Regions from separate parts of the Mus musculus genome. Here region 2 is linked to region 1. The links are chromatin contacts, found by Hi-C or POLR2A ChIA-PET in ENCODE. All regions are on one chromosome and are shown on one strand. Each heading gives the region's core, a stretch centred on a gene start or an enhancer-like site at or near the end of the contact. The rest is flanking DNA. Distances are from core to core; before and after follow the strand shown.

Region 1 (7,327 bases), core at 1,422-3,921:
CTACACAATAATCCAATATTCCAATTAAATCATTTGCATGCAACCGTTTAAACTGAGTTTGGTGCTATATAATTATTGTAGCATGTAGAGTTAAGGCTCATTTCAGCAAAGAGCATAATTGCTCGAATGTGACTCGATTCAGGATTTATTTAAAACTCCCCATCAAGCCGGGTGTTTAGGTGTACACCTGTAATCCTAGTACTTGGGAGGTAGAGGCAAGAGAGCCAGGCGTTCAAGGTCAGCCTAGACGACCCAATGGCAGGCAGGACAACCTAAGACTCTGTCCTAAAACACTGCAGAAAGAAAGGAAAAAAGGAGGGCAGGATGGGAGGAGGGGAAAGAGAGAGAATGAAGAAAATGTTTCCCATCAACATAAAATATCCATACATTATAATACCGCTCTAACTACTTAGAACAGGTAAACAGAGCTCAAGTCCTAAATATGGAAGCGGAAAGTTCTGTTGTAGCTTATGCCACAGCTTCACACAAACCTCCAGCTCTCCTCTTCTGGCCCTCAGCCCCCAAGCGTGGGATTCTGTAGGCCTCAACTAGTCCAGAAGCCAGACAATCCAGGCTTGCCCCAGCATCTGTGCTGACCTCTTAGTAGCTCTTCTCCTGTACTAAACAGAAGGGAAGTGGCATCTCCAGGCCCTCAGAACAGGAAGCTGCTTCTAAAGAGAAACAAGTTGGCAGACCATAGTGGGCTGACCTTACAAAGTTCATTAACACATTTCTATGACAACCCCCAGCAAATCCCAGAAATTTCTCTAGGTTTAGGAAGTTAAGATAAACAATAACAGAAAAAAAAAATGTAAGGAAGTGGTGTGGATGGTGAGAGAATACTTAAGTGAAGGGCTGTGTCCAATGTGCAATTCTTCAGCCTACAATGTGAGTCTTTACACAAAATTCAACCCAGGACCCCAACCCCCACCATTAGGCTTTAAGCAAATGAACTGCTAGCTTAGCAAACAGAGATGTGGGAGGCTCTAGGGATCCATCCAAGTTTCATTTCCTTGGTGTTTCCCAGTCCTGACCTCTGACCTGAGGACTGATTGCCAAATTGCCCTCGGTTTTGCACAAGATCTCACACTTCCTGCTCAGTTCCCCTGACCTCAGTGGTGAGTGGGTGGTACTATCTTCAGGCAAGAGATAAAGAAACCCCAGGTTCAGAGGTTAGGAGACATGACCCTCCGGTGTTCATGGGGCTGGAATCCAGGTGTGCGACTTCTGCAGTGGTTGGCAGTGCAAGCCAGGCTCCACCTTGTTCCCTTGTCTCTCACGTCCCTAAACACACATCCCACAAGAACAGTCAATACCAGTTGGCTACTCCCTACACGTGCTGGGTCTCCACTGCTGTCTCTCAGATGGGGAAATGGGAAACCTCTGAGAGAAAGCATTTGGTTAGCAACTGTCGACGAAGCGTGACACCTACGGGAAAGAGTCTCTGAAGCATCCTGCACAGCCTGCAGTAAGCCCGGGTCAACCGGCCTCCCTTCCCCGGGCACTGCCGGGGAGCCTGGCGGGCCGGGACAGACGGCGGGCCCAGTGCCAGGGCGCTTGGCCCGCCGGGCCGGAGGTGCCGACTTCCGCCCAGGCCTAGCACCACGGGTCCACTAATCATGGGCGCGGGAAAGAGACGCCAGGCAGGACCCCGGGTGGCCCCAACCCTGGCCAGGTCCCGCACCCTCGTGCCGGTTCCGCGAGGACCCGCCGTGAAACGGTGCTGCGGCCCTGCCGCCAGGGGGAGCAGGGAGCCTCATCCCGTACTCCGGGAAGTTGCTACGGCCAGTCCCGGACGGCACCCGCGGCGAGCCCTGTGGCCCCCGCCCGCCCCGTCGGGGCTGCCGACGTGTCCTGTGGCCACAGCCCGCAGCCCGGGGCTCTGGGCCCCCGCGTCGCCAATCCAGTCTCAGCCCTCGTCCCAGGCCGGCCCACCGCCTTCCGCCCCCCCAACCCCCTCCGGCCCGGACTCCGGCCCGGCAACGTCATCCGGTGGCTTCCCGAAACTTAACCCCTTCCTCCGCCAGCTGTGCGCCGCCCCGCCCCGCCGCCAACTTTCTTAGCCCAACTTCGGAGCGCGCGGGCCGGCCCGACGGCCCGGCCGAGAGGGAGGGGTCGCCACGTCGTGCCGCGGGGCCGCCGCAGCTCCTGGCCTGCCGGCCGGGGGAATCCACCCCGAGGGGCGCGCTCGGCCGACGCCCCTGCACGGGCTCGGCCTGGCACACGCAGCTCCGTCCCACTCGAGGGGCCGCGGCTACCGCCAGGGCGGGCGTGCGGGCCGGCGCCGCCGGGGGAGGGGCCGCCGAGGAGACGTGTCACTCGCGGCGCGACCGGCCCGGCGCCCCGACGGCCCAGCCCGCGCGCCTCCACCGCCGCCGCCGCTGCAGGGCCCGGCCAAGTTTCTTACCTGCAGCGGGAGACGCGAGAGGGAGAGCGAGAGGGCAAGAGCAGCCGCCGCCGCCGCCGCGGAACCGCAAGAGGGGAGCCGGCCGAGCCTCCACCGAGAAGCCGCCCCTGAGCAGCTGCACACACTGCGACCCTGGCGCCGTCCGCCCCGTCCGCCGTCCGCTCCGGCCGCTCGCTGGCTGCGTGCGCGTGTGTGGAGTCGTGGCACTTTCTGCCTCGGAGCTGGCGAACGGCCCCCTCCGCCGGGATCGCCGCCTCCTGCCTTCCCCACCCGGACCAGCCATTCATCGAGCTGCCTCTTCCTATTGGTTCACTAGCCGCCACTCTGCCGGCCTCTGACCAATCAGACCGCGGACGGCCGCGCCGCGGTGGCGACCATTGGCCAAAAAGGAGGGTCTACGTCTCAGCCAATGAGAGAGAGGAGGAGCTGCGGGGAGCCGCGGGGGGCGGGGCCGAAGAGGGGCGGAGCCGCGCAGCGCAACTCTCAGCTCTGCGCGGGGGCGGGTCTCTAACTCCCCGCCCACCTAGGGAGGTCCTCTGCCGGTCCCGCCCACTCCAGGCCTCCGCTCTCCACGCCACCGCTTATTCGGATTTGGCTCCGCCTAGGCCGATAGACTGCGGTTCGAATCCCCTTGGCCGCAGGCTGCTCTTTTCCTCCACACTGCCGGGCTGAGGTGGCCGTGAATGTTACCCTCAGGAGGACTGCACAAACCGTGAACAACTGGGAAAATGCCTTATTTAAACCCAAATAACGTCACACAAAGCACCAGCCTCTGGGTCTAAAGAAGAGTTCTGCAAGGGTCAGAGCAGGGAGGATGGGGCCTTATCTATCCGTAAAGGCACTGCATTCTGCATTCCATATTTTACTGAATAAGTGGGAGAATTGAGGTGGAAGACCTGGAAAGAACAAAAGAAATAGAGGTGGAAATTTTGATAAGAAAAGCCACTCCCTAAACAGAATAATATACTGTCCTTGTACAAATCACACAGCAGAGTTACATCCATCCTGTGACACTTGATTTCAGATGTTGGGACCATGAGGTTTTGGCCCAAGAAAATATGATAGCAACCCAGGAAATTGATCTAGTGATACTCCAAATATTAGCCAGCTACCCCTTTATAAAAACAAAAAAACAACAACCAACACCTACTTAGAAGAGGGGTGCATATGCCACCATGCACCAACTCTCTGCTTGATTCTCTCCTTCCATGGCTGTTTCTAGGGATCAAAACTCAGTCAGATTGCATAGAAAGTACTTAAAAGTAGTTTCCCTGTGCCATCTCATCAACACAAAAGCCTCTCTTCAAAACCAAGTTCAATTGAAATAACTTAACTTTAAGTGCTTTTCTTTTCTTTTTTTTTTTTTTTTTTTTTGAGTCAAGGTCTCACTATGTGGCTGTCCCACAACTTGCTTTGTATAACAGGCTGGCCTAGAACTCAAAGTCACAGAGTTCCTCCTGCCTCTGTTTTCTGAGTACTGGCATTAAAGGCATGAAACACCATGCCAGCTTAAGTTTAGGTTATAACCATTTTAACTGCAGCTCTTAAAATTATTCCTTTGAGCCTGAGGCAAGATCAGCCTCTTTGAAATGAAGTTTGGTCTCTCTCCTCTGTCCCCCACCCCCCTTTCGAGTCCACACAGAATTTGATATCAGGCATATCTCTCTCTCTATTGCTCGAGCAGGGTCTGTCTATGATCCTGGAGCCCACTCCTTTAACTCAGCTGCCTGACCAGTGAGTGACGGTCTCCATCTTCACAGTGCTGGATTGTAGGTGGCACCTGGAGTGTTCACATTCATGTTGGGATTTGAACTCAGGGCCTTCATAGCAGGTACTTTACCCACTGAGCCACCTCCCCAGCCTCTAAGATTTAGTGTTCTAAAAGGCCAAAGGACTACACCTGCCCCAGCCTCTGTGGCTGCAGAGTTCCTGCCTCAGTTCCTCTGTGAGCACCCCTTTGGCCATTGCTACTTGACAGCTGTTGGTCTATAGTAAAACTGCAAGGAGAGAATACAGAGGGGTTAGGCTGAAACTAAACTATTTATTTCTGGTTTGAATCTCAGTGTCTTAGGGAATTAATGATTAATCAGCAGGAATCACTATAGATCACCTTTCCACACTCAGTCATTTTCCAGAGCTGAGATTCACTTGAAATAAAATTAAGGATCCCAGCTTCTGGTCAGCAGTTGCTAGCAGCCAGTCTGGCTGGATCATGGTGGGGCATTTACCTCCCTGGGCATAAATGGACTGTAAGACAGTTACTCTCTCTTGTGGGGATAAGTAAGAACATTTATTCATCCATTCAGTCGTGTTTGTTAGTGTCCAGGGAAGACTGCAGGCTGAGCATGCAGCCTAAAGTGATACCCAAATCCACCAAGGGCCCAAAGACTTCTCTGTGGCAGGGTTGTTCTTCATCTTGGTTCACTATTTGTCTTTAATTTTTCCCAGAAGCCGATCCTGGCAGGAGGAATTGGTTCAGATGCGGTAGTCCTTCACTCTCTGACAGAGATTAGTTCCAGGACCATCTATAGCAGGTTGCGGTGTCTGGGGATGGGCAAGTCTCATATAAAATGATTTGCATAGAGCCTCTGCACTTCCTCCCATATGCTTCAAATCCTCTCTAGATGATATACACTGCCTTTAATGCAATGTGATGCTATATAAATAGTTGTGACACTGTATTGTTTAGAGAACCATGACAGGGGAGAAAGCCCTGCACATGCCCAATACAGAGACAAGTGTCTTCCAAGTAGTTTTGAACCTCTGTTGGTTAAATCTGTGGCTGTAGAACTGTGGGTTAAAGGGCTGACTGCAGTTCATTGGGGGGGGGGGAGATGATCTGGGAAACGTTGATGGAGAACTGGGACGGGAAGAACCAACAGAGAGAGCATGGTATCAAGCAAGCAGCCACTGTGGGGTGGGAACAGCCAGGGCCTGTGTCACTGGGGGGTGCAGCAAAACCCTATAGAATACACCCCAGAGATTCTCCTCAACAGGGATGAAGATGTTGGTTACTCATTACCCATTCTTTGTACTTGTTGGCTAAAAGGCTCTTCAGCAGGGGGAGAGTCTAACTCACCTCCATCAGTAGAGAAAGAAAGTATTGTCAGGCAAAGGCAAGAAGCCCTTAGCAGGCTCATGAGTGGCAGAGGGTGCGGCGGGGGCCACTATTATACCGTCTACATGGGAACCTGCTCCTGGCACAGCGCCTGCGCGGAGGAGGGGCTGACAAATACAGGTTCTGTAAATATTATCCATTGGGCAATAGGCTCGCAGAGTCCCCAGTGGTGAGGAGTGTTTACAAAGAGGGCCCTCTATCTGTTCCTTCCCCTAATTCAATATTTGGTTCAATCACAATCTTCATCTCAGGATGGAATAGCGTAGCATGGCGTGAGCTACGCCTACCCTCTGCCCCGCCTCTTCATCCTCTGTCACCCTCTAGCTGTGCTGTGAGGACTCCGGTCCCCAGCATCCCTTTTCCAGGCTTGACCTTGACTACCCAAGGATTCCCTAGAGAAAGTTACCTCCAGGGTAGATGAACAGAAGACGCCATTGAGGGGAGTGAGACATGCCAGACTTAAGGATTTCCAACACAGGCTCCAGTCAGCTAAATCCCACGTCCCCCCAGCCTCATGAGGAAGATCCAATGTCACAGTCCAGCCTCCCGATGCCATCTGCTCAGCAGATTCCAGGCTGAAGCCTAGGAAACAGGTTCCTGCTGTCCACAGATGGCAGTCTACCATGTAGAATTCAGACATGGATAGAAGATTTCAACACAAAGTGGCAGTGTAGTCAGAGAGGCCTGGGGTCGTTTAGGAATGAATGCCACGCAGGGAGTTAACCCAGACACAGAGAGGAGACCAGCAAAAGCTCAAAGGGAATGTGGAAGGTACCTAGGCTAAGAAGTATGGACCTGACAAAGAGCAACGTGGTCAAAGGCTAGCTGCTTAGAGACTGGGATGCCCAAGGATGAGACCAGGGAAGACTGACCAGGGCAAGAAAAGGGAGGAAAAGACTGTCTGCACTGCTGGTCACAGGAGAGCAGGGGAGGTGCACATGTTCCATATCTTGATAGAGCAATGATTACACAACTGTAGCAAAATTCACCAAGTGGTACACTCTTCAAAAGGCTAACACTTTGTAAGCAAATATACACCTGTTGACCATACTCCAAAAAGGGAGATATATTAGGTTTTAGTTGCATGTGTATAACAAAAAAGCTTTCTTTTTAGGAAAAAAAAAATGACTAAGATTAATTACCAAGCATAGTCTATTAATTCATGACAATGTTTTGATTTTTGATTACTAAATTGTGGTGTGTTTTTTTAAGAGTAGGCAGAAAGATAAAGATATACTACAATTTTAAAAGTGGTTTTGCTTTGTCAACAACTGTAGAAAGATGACATATGAAACAAAAACCCTCATTTAAAAAGAAAAAAAAAGACACACAGGACTGGAGAGATGGCTCAGAGGTAAGAACACCTGTTGCTCTTGCCGAGGATCTGAATTCAGTTCCCACACTCACAGGTGGCTCACAACTATCTGTAATTCCAATCCTGGGGACCCAGCATCCTCTCCTGACCTCTGCAGGCACCAGGCATGCAGGTGGTGCTCTCTCTCTCACACACACACACACACACACACACACACACACACACACACACACACACGCCAGGCAAAACACTCGTACACAGAAAATAAACAAATAAATAACTGTTTAATTTTTCAAAAAAGGTAGGGTAAAATATACAATATTTTTAGGGCTTGCCATGAACTATGCATTAATTTAAGCACCCTACAAATGTGTAAACTCATCTAACCTTCAGAATGGACCAAATGGTTTTATAACTCTCTCCATTTTAAAGACGAGAAACCCGAGGCTCTGAGAGGGTGAGTAACCTGCCCACTATCCCAAGGCAC
Region 2 (7,327 bases), core at 2,519-5,018, 36 kb after region 1:
CAAAAGAGCTCCAAGGATAATGCCATCAATTAAAGAGATAGAAGTCGCTGAGAAATCCTTTCCTGCGTGTTCATGGGAACTCCTATGAATTCCACACAAGTTTAAAGGGCAGCTCCCATTGGGGCTCTCCTGAAGCCAGACACAACCAGCCTCCTGATAGTTATCTCAGGAGGGTCTTTGTTTTCAGTCTTGATGACCCAGAAAGAGATTCTGGATAAGTCTTTGCATCTAAACCTGCAGAGGTGTTAGCTGTTTTCTTAGGCTTCTGGCCCCTTGAGAATCTAACCCATGGCCAGTTCCCAGACTTCTACTAGTTCAGCTGGTCAAAGTGGGCTATAAGCTCAGAGCTGGGGAACCTCCAGAGCCAGGTCTTTCCTCCAAAGCAAGGACTCAGAGCCAAACTGAACTTAGCAGATGCTGCCCCAGCCCTGCCTCTTGTCTTTCAGGGCCACCCTGTGTCTGCTTCCCTTTCAGTAGCATGGCCTAGTGAGTGCGAGCTGAACTGGAGGGAGGCAAGCTTAGCCAGGCATGGGAGAGTGCAGTGCAGGAACTGAGGAGATAACTGGTTCCATTTATTAGGGACAGGATGGGTATTTATGCTCCTGGGGAGGTGGCTAAGGTCTCTGGAACAAGGTTTGTGTGGCTATGTAGCATTGACCAGGGCAGGGGTGTTGGAAAATGCTTTTTCTACATTCTCAGGGACTGTAAGGGGTGGGGACCTTATAAGTTCAAACAAGGAGTGAAGCCTGAGAATTGTCAAGGTACCAGATTCGTACTAGGGTTGATGGTGGGGAGCTGGCTTTATGGCTCCCTGTTGGAGATGGAGAGGTAGCTATCTCCTGCTTGTCCTGTTTGAGGGATCAGGGATTGAAGCTCCCTTGACCCTTCCCCCACAACCCTGGGCTATTATGGTCCCAAAGTTCAGGACTCAAGTTCCCAATGTTTGTGGCTCTCTTTCCATGTGACACTGCCATGTACGTTCGGTAGGGACTGACTGTGATGTCCTGTGGGCTACTCATATCAAGGGCATTTTCCGAAGTTAAAAAGTTGATCTGGGGAGGGATCCCTGTTACACAATAGGGAAGTCTGAAAGTGAGACAGGATGGAGAAGATGGCTACAAAGCAGGTTACTTCCCTAAACAGTGTGCCTCCCTGAGGACATTTGGGAGATTGGAGTTGTGTTACCTAAGGGAATAGGTGTGTGTTGTCCATACCTCCCTGGTTGGGTAATACTCCCAGACACGGAATGGACAGAGCCACAGGCATTGGTTTTTGTGGGAACTCTTGAGTCCTGAAGGACCAGTGGCAGGGCTGGGACAGCATCTGCTAAGGTTGCCCTGGAAAGACTGGCTCTGGATCTTCCCAGCCCTCAGCATATAGCTTGCCTGTGTCTTTTACTGAGAAGACACGCTGGTCTCCACCACTCTGATCCTCCATTTCCCCAAATCAACCCATCAGTTGATTTTGAAGCAAAGTGTGGCAGAGACTGTGAATAGGCAGGCATATCTGAATTGCTCAATCCATGTAAGTCTCAGAACTTGCCAGTGCGACTGGGTTTCTCATCTCTCACTTGCCCACAGTCTTTATTCCGTTTCTATTCCCGGAATGAGCCCAGCTGGCACCAGGCCTCCTTTCCAGATGAGCAGGGACTTGCTGACAGCCAAGCTAGTGTTTGGCTCCCAGGCGACTTCTGAGAGACGCCTTGTCCTGCCTCCATTCTAGCTGTGTCCTCTCATCTAGATCCCTCAGATCTGCTCCCTTGCTCTGTGGAGAGGAAGGCTCAAGGTCAAGTCAGGAGCAAAGTCCCAGAGGGCGATTTCTGACATCTGCAGCTCTGCTGTTTTGGGTCAGAAGCAGAGGCAGCCCTAGGGGCTTCTGAGAGTCCAAGTGTGGGAGGGTGGCAAGAGAAACAGAACTACAATAATGAAAGAAATAAGAGGTCATCCATTCGATTGTGACTGAAGTAGGGATAGGAGCGGGGAGGTATGGAGGGGTCTAATGGAGGAGATACGGAGGGCTTGGAGGGACATAATTATATTTTAACTTTAAAAATATTTTTAAGGGCACAACAAGTCCAGTTATGGGGCTGAAGAGATGGTTTGGCAGTTAAGAGGACTTGCTGCTCTTACAGAGGACTTGAATTTGGTTCCTAGCACCCATCTGGGGCAGTTTATAACTGCCAGGATCCCAGCTTCAGGGGATTTCAGGGGATTGTCACCTCCTCTGGCCACTGTAGACAGCCACCTAGATGTGTACATATATACAGAGACATAAACACACACACCACATACAACACACATGTGAATAAAACTTTGTAAAGAAAATTAAAAGATGCCTACTTAAATAAACACCCAATAATGTTTTCAATGGAAGTCCATTGGGCCTTCCCACTTATACTGCAGAGTTATTGAATGTGTATCTGATTTAATTTTTTTTCATGAGATAAGGTCTTCCCATGTAACTCAGGCTAGCCTTACATGTTCCATCGTTGTATCTCAACTCCCAAGAATAACCAGCTTTCAGTTTTTTATCTGCTAAATCCCTCAACCTGGCTTTGGGAGGTGGGGGTCAGAAACAACTTCCTGGGGTGGTATGTGCTACAGACAAGTACAACTACCCTCAGACAGCCCTGTGTGCAACAGTCATACAGGTAGACAGTCAGGGTCTGCCAACTGCTTATAAAAATTACTTTTGCCTAGGGACCTTAACATATGCAGTGGAAGCCCAGATTCACTCTCACTACAATTACACATCAAAACAAGCAAAACCCATCTGTGCTTTTTCTTAGACATCTCCACCCTGTGGGGGTACAGGGAGACACAGCCTAGGCCTTGAAACATTTACATCTTGGGTGGCTTTTCTTAGCAGCAGAGTGAGGGATCTGGATTTCACTCACGAGCTCACTGGGACAGCAAAGGGACAGGAGAGGAACTGAGTAGTCTAATGTCAGGTGTAGCCAGCTCTTGCCTGGCCCCCTGGTACACTCTAGGGCACAATCCTGCCGAGGGGAGACTAGGCCATTGTGCTACTGTAGTTACTTACAGGCAAGGGGGCTGGGCCTCTGAACCTTCCAGGTGGCTCCAGGTTGGATGACTTTGTCTCCTAGGCAACAGTCCTCCCACAGCAATGAGGTTTGCTGTGAACCTGCAGCTACAAATGAGGCTTTCTGGCTGGGCGGAGGACCTAGACACAGCCCCCAGCAGCACTTACAGAGTACCCTATGTCCTTTCGTATGAAGATGCAAGCCCATTTCTGTCTAGTTCACCGGGAGATTTAATCTCCTTGGAGACAACTCTGCTCCACATGGGGGTCAGGACATAGATGGGAACAGGATCTAGCTCTCTGGTGGCAGTGCAGAGAGATTCTGAATGCCTGTCCGCTGTGCAGGATGACACCCTGGTCCTTAAGGCACTGTCTCTATTCTGGCTTGTGGTGTCTGGCCCTGCCCAGTCTGTCAGGAGCATCTTGATTTACTCAGACCCTGGTGGTATGCTTCTCTCCCAGGGGCCTCTTCATCCTGACAGGAGGCTTCTGCTTACTTACCAGCCCTTGAAGCACATTCACTCTGTTCTGTCTTGGACATGCGGGCTGTTTGCTGCAAAATGCCAAGGGCAACCACTCAGACGCTTTACCTAGACACTATATGGGCTGCAGCGCCGTCCAAGACACTTGGGAAATGGTCGTTTCCCTATAAGCCCAAGGAGACAGTCACTAGCTCCATGCGTAGCTTCAAACCCACCAGTCATCCAGCTCTACCCGTCTGGGATCTTCAGGCCTGCCACTTCCTGTTTTGTTCCAGAGAAGGGAAGGCAAGCCCCTGCCCCTACTTCCTGCTTCCTCAGCCCGAATTCTTCTTCTCTGCCTGGCGCTGCTTCCTCCTCTTCTCTGGCACTGAAGGCAGAGGAAGGAGGAACGGACAAATCGAGAGGTTTAAAATGTGTCTGTTTTGGTACACCCATGCTTACCCATGCTCACAGCAGCTTTATTCATGATAGCTGAGACGTCACAGTGTCCAGTGATGAATGAATGAATGGGCAACAAAGTATGTTCAGCCCTCTCGTCTGTGCTTTCATACTCCAAAGGCAGGAGATGTTCCTTAGAAAAACTGCATCTATACTAAACATGTGCAGGCATGCCTTGCTGCCTTTGCACCTTAAGCAATATTGTACAGCTCCTATTGGATGGTGTTTGCATTCCTTGGGTACCATGGGTTACTTAGAGATTACTTAAACTAAGCGCACAGGAAGCTGTACATTGGTCATAGGCACCTGCTACAGCCATGGATGGAGGAGACTTGACTCTCTGGGTTGTAGCATCATGGGCAGGGAGGATGTCTTGAACCAAGGGGCTGTTGTACTGTTATGTAGCCATATGGAGAAATAGTAGCCAGACTCAAAAAGGAAAGAAAGCTTGTCATATATGGTAGTGAGGATGACCATTATGGCATTATGATAAATGAAATAAACACAAAAACTCAAGCACCATATGAGCTTATGGTATCTGTAGTGTCAGCGAGCATAGACACAGAAAAGTTGTTAAATCCCAGTTAAAAACATGCACAGTGAACTTAAGTTTGCACAGAGACAGATTCATCGTGACAGAAACTAGAGTAACACTATTGTTGCTTTGTTTGTTTTGCCATCAGGGAATGCACCCCAGGATCTTGTACATGCTAGGAAAGGTTTAAACTCATTCCACTCCTGACCCTCTCCCACTTAAGAAATTTTTGTGTGCCCCCACACATGTAAGTATGTAAAATGGATGCACAAACCAAACATGCACTGGAAATGAAATGCAAATTTATCCCAAAACAATTCTTTGGTATCCATATAATTTTATTATTAAAGACAAAAAGCAAGTCTGCATACACATGAGTGTGGTCATTTACTTTTACATTAAGGCTTGACTGAAATCATGGCTTAGTTGGGGAAGGTCTTTTTCTGCAAGCATGAAGTCATGAGTTCAGATCCCCAGAACCCATGTAAAAGATGCTCACAGTAACATGCATCTGTAGTGCCATCAACCTTGTGGCAAGATAGGAGGCAAAGTGGAGAATTCTTGGAAACTCTAAGGTCAGGCAACTTGGCAGGCAGCAGCAAGATACCCTGAGACAGGGTCAAAAGTGAGGACAGACATTAGAGATTGTCCTCTGACCTCCACGTGTGTGCTGTGGTGCACTCACTCAGGCACTCAAACAAACACGCACAGGTACACACAAGCAGGCACACATATCATGTGTGTGCACGAATATACACTCCAAGACAAATGAAGAAAGAACAAATGAAGTCAGCCAAATCTGACTCTGCAGGATGTAGAACATCTTCACCATTTTTCAGAATTGACTCATATTTTGACTTTATAATTACCAGTGCTGATATTTCCTCTTCACATAAATATGTAATACAAATGGCAGAAGCATGCTTAGGACCATCTCAGAAACTGTTAGAAACTCTGTCCTCATCCCAAGCTAACATTCATTGAACAATTTTTTTATGTGTATGAAAAAAAACTAGGCAATTCAAATATCAATTCTTAAAGTATTCCCACACAGAGTTGTATTTTATGGGATGGTAATCTCCCCCACCCCTGCCAAAAAAAAAAAAAACAAACCCCTATAGACTACCTACCAAAACCCCAGTGCTAACAGGAGTTATTGACCAGGGTGGCACAATAACCCTCTCCAAACAGTACAGATGATTGCCGTTGCCCTCGGTTGCCTTCCTTAACTTGAAAGTAAAAGCCTATTACTGAAGACATTGAACACTTTGGATGCAGGTCTTGGAGAAATCCAGTTGGGGCTACCTGCAGACTGGCTCTCATAGTATCAGAAGGTGTTGTGAAAACTGCCAAGAGAAAAAAGCTGTAAATCCTGGGAACCACTACAGTTACCAGCCTGGCAAGGTAGCCCCTGTGGTGCAATAGTGGCATTTTTTATCTTGGGGTAACCAACAATTGTCTAATTAGACTTAAGGCTCTCTCAGTCGAGGAGACTTCATCAGCCAATTATCCATACCTGGAGAGGCCATAGGCTGAGAGGAGAACCTACTGCCGCTGCCCTTTTCCTAAAGCAATATAATTTCTAGCTGTATTCTAAATACTTATCCTTCTACCCAGATAAGTGTGGCTATCACCTCTCATCAAAGAAACGTCTTTTTGTAATAGGTGGAGCCTAGGACAGAGATTCACAACTGCATCTAGAGCCCAACCCCTACCCTGAGAATCAGGGGAAATTGAAGACAGGTAGAAAGAAAGATTGTAAGAGCTAGAGGACCAGGACATTTGCTGTGAGATAGTGTCTTCTATATATGACAGGGAATGATATACATGACATCACAACCATATGCTCACCTAAACAAGGCCTGAGCAATGACATCAGTTGACATGCTGGTATGGACAGGGACAACCTCACACAGGCCCACCTCTAGATGAAGAGCTACTTCCAAACAATCAATGGCTGATAAGAGAAGGAGAATACGTCTTCTTTAGGGACAAATCCCCTGATAGGTTACTATCAGACAGACAGACAGACAGACAGACAGACAGACAGACAGATAGATAGATAGATAGATAGATATGAGATAGATCTTGAGGTAACCATATATATGTGGAAATTATGTAAATATAGTACTCATGTGTAAAATTTGTAATAATAAAAATTTTTAAATTTAAAAATAAAAATTTAAAAATTAAAAAAGTTCTCTTACAGAACAACCCAAAGATGAACTAATGTGATACTTAAATGTTGAGCAAGGAAGAGCAAACTACTAAGCCTTTGTTTTCCATAGTTAAACTATAAGAAAAGTTTTTCTGCCTCAGTAGGAAGACTGGAACTCACAGCTCACAGGAGTCCTGAGCCTCACCCGAGGTGTTTCAGGCAGTCCTTGTTGGTGTCACATGTGTTGGTATGTGCACTACACCATGTGTGCTGTGTATTGTGAGGAACCACGTGATACAGCACAAGTCACACTGGCAGAAACACCTTGGGTTCATTGTGTGTCTGATTTTGGGTCGTTGCCACATTTTTCGTAACCACTACATCAAGTTATGTGATCTCAGTCCAAAGCTGCAGTTCCTGATGCTGGCTGTCAATCACTGTACTGCTGGGCTACAGCCTTCTCTCATCTGCTCTCCACATGACTGTTACTAGATCTGCTCTCAATCTTTTGCATATAATGGGGCCCCAAAGGAAGGGAACGTTTTCAGGAAGGACAGATATGACTCGGGACCAGTCACAGCTAGAGTAAAGGTACCGTAGGCTAGGCAGGACTTTACAGAAGCTGAAAGATTGCAGGCATGGGTCGCTTAAGGCTAGGGATGTGTGCTGAGA

Evidence for each region. A loop is a pair of places that touch in the nucleus more often than their neighbours do. ChIA-PET counts read pairs that join two places held with the same protein, here RNA polymerase II (POLR2A).
Region 2: a map of left cerebral cortex shows a loop between it and region 1 (5-fold over the local background). The contact joins the enhancer-like site here to the promoter of Rrbp1 in region 1. A Hi-C loop is called at or near these places in 1 of 37 maps with a recorded cell type or tissue (left cerebral cortex). POLR2A ChIA-PET finds 5 or more read pairs at or near these places in 1 of 5 experiments (embryonic stem cell).

The regions. Positions count from the first base shown.
Region 1 is chr2:144,008,592-144,015,918 of GRCm38, forward strand. It overlaps Rrbp1 (ribosome binding protein 1), which reads right to left and starts at 2,672. Exons shown (of 24, transcript NM_024281.2): 1 at 2,408-2,672.
Region 2 is chr2:144,043,308-144,050,634 of GRCm38, forward strand. The region is part of intron 1 of Banf2 (BANF family member 2); the gene reads left to right. Among named protein-coding and RNA genes, the nearest start is that of Banf2, 14 kb to the left of the region's middle. Within about 2 kb of position 3,769, at least 1 of the 3 ENCODE cell types and tissues checked has a DNase peak (open chromatin) inside an H3K27ac peak, as active enhancers do.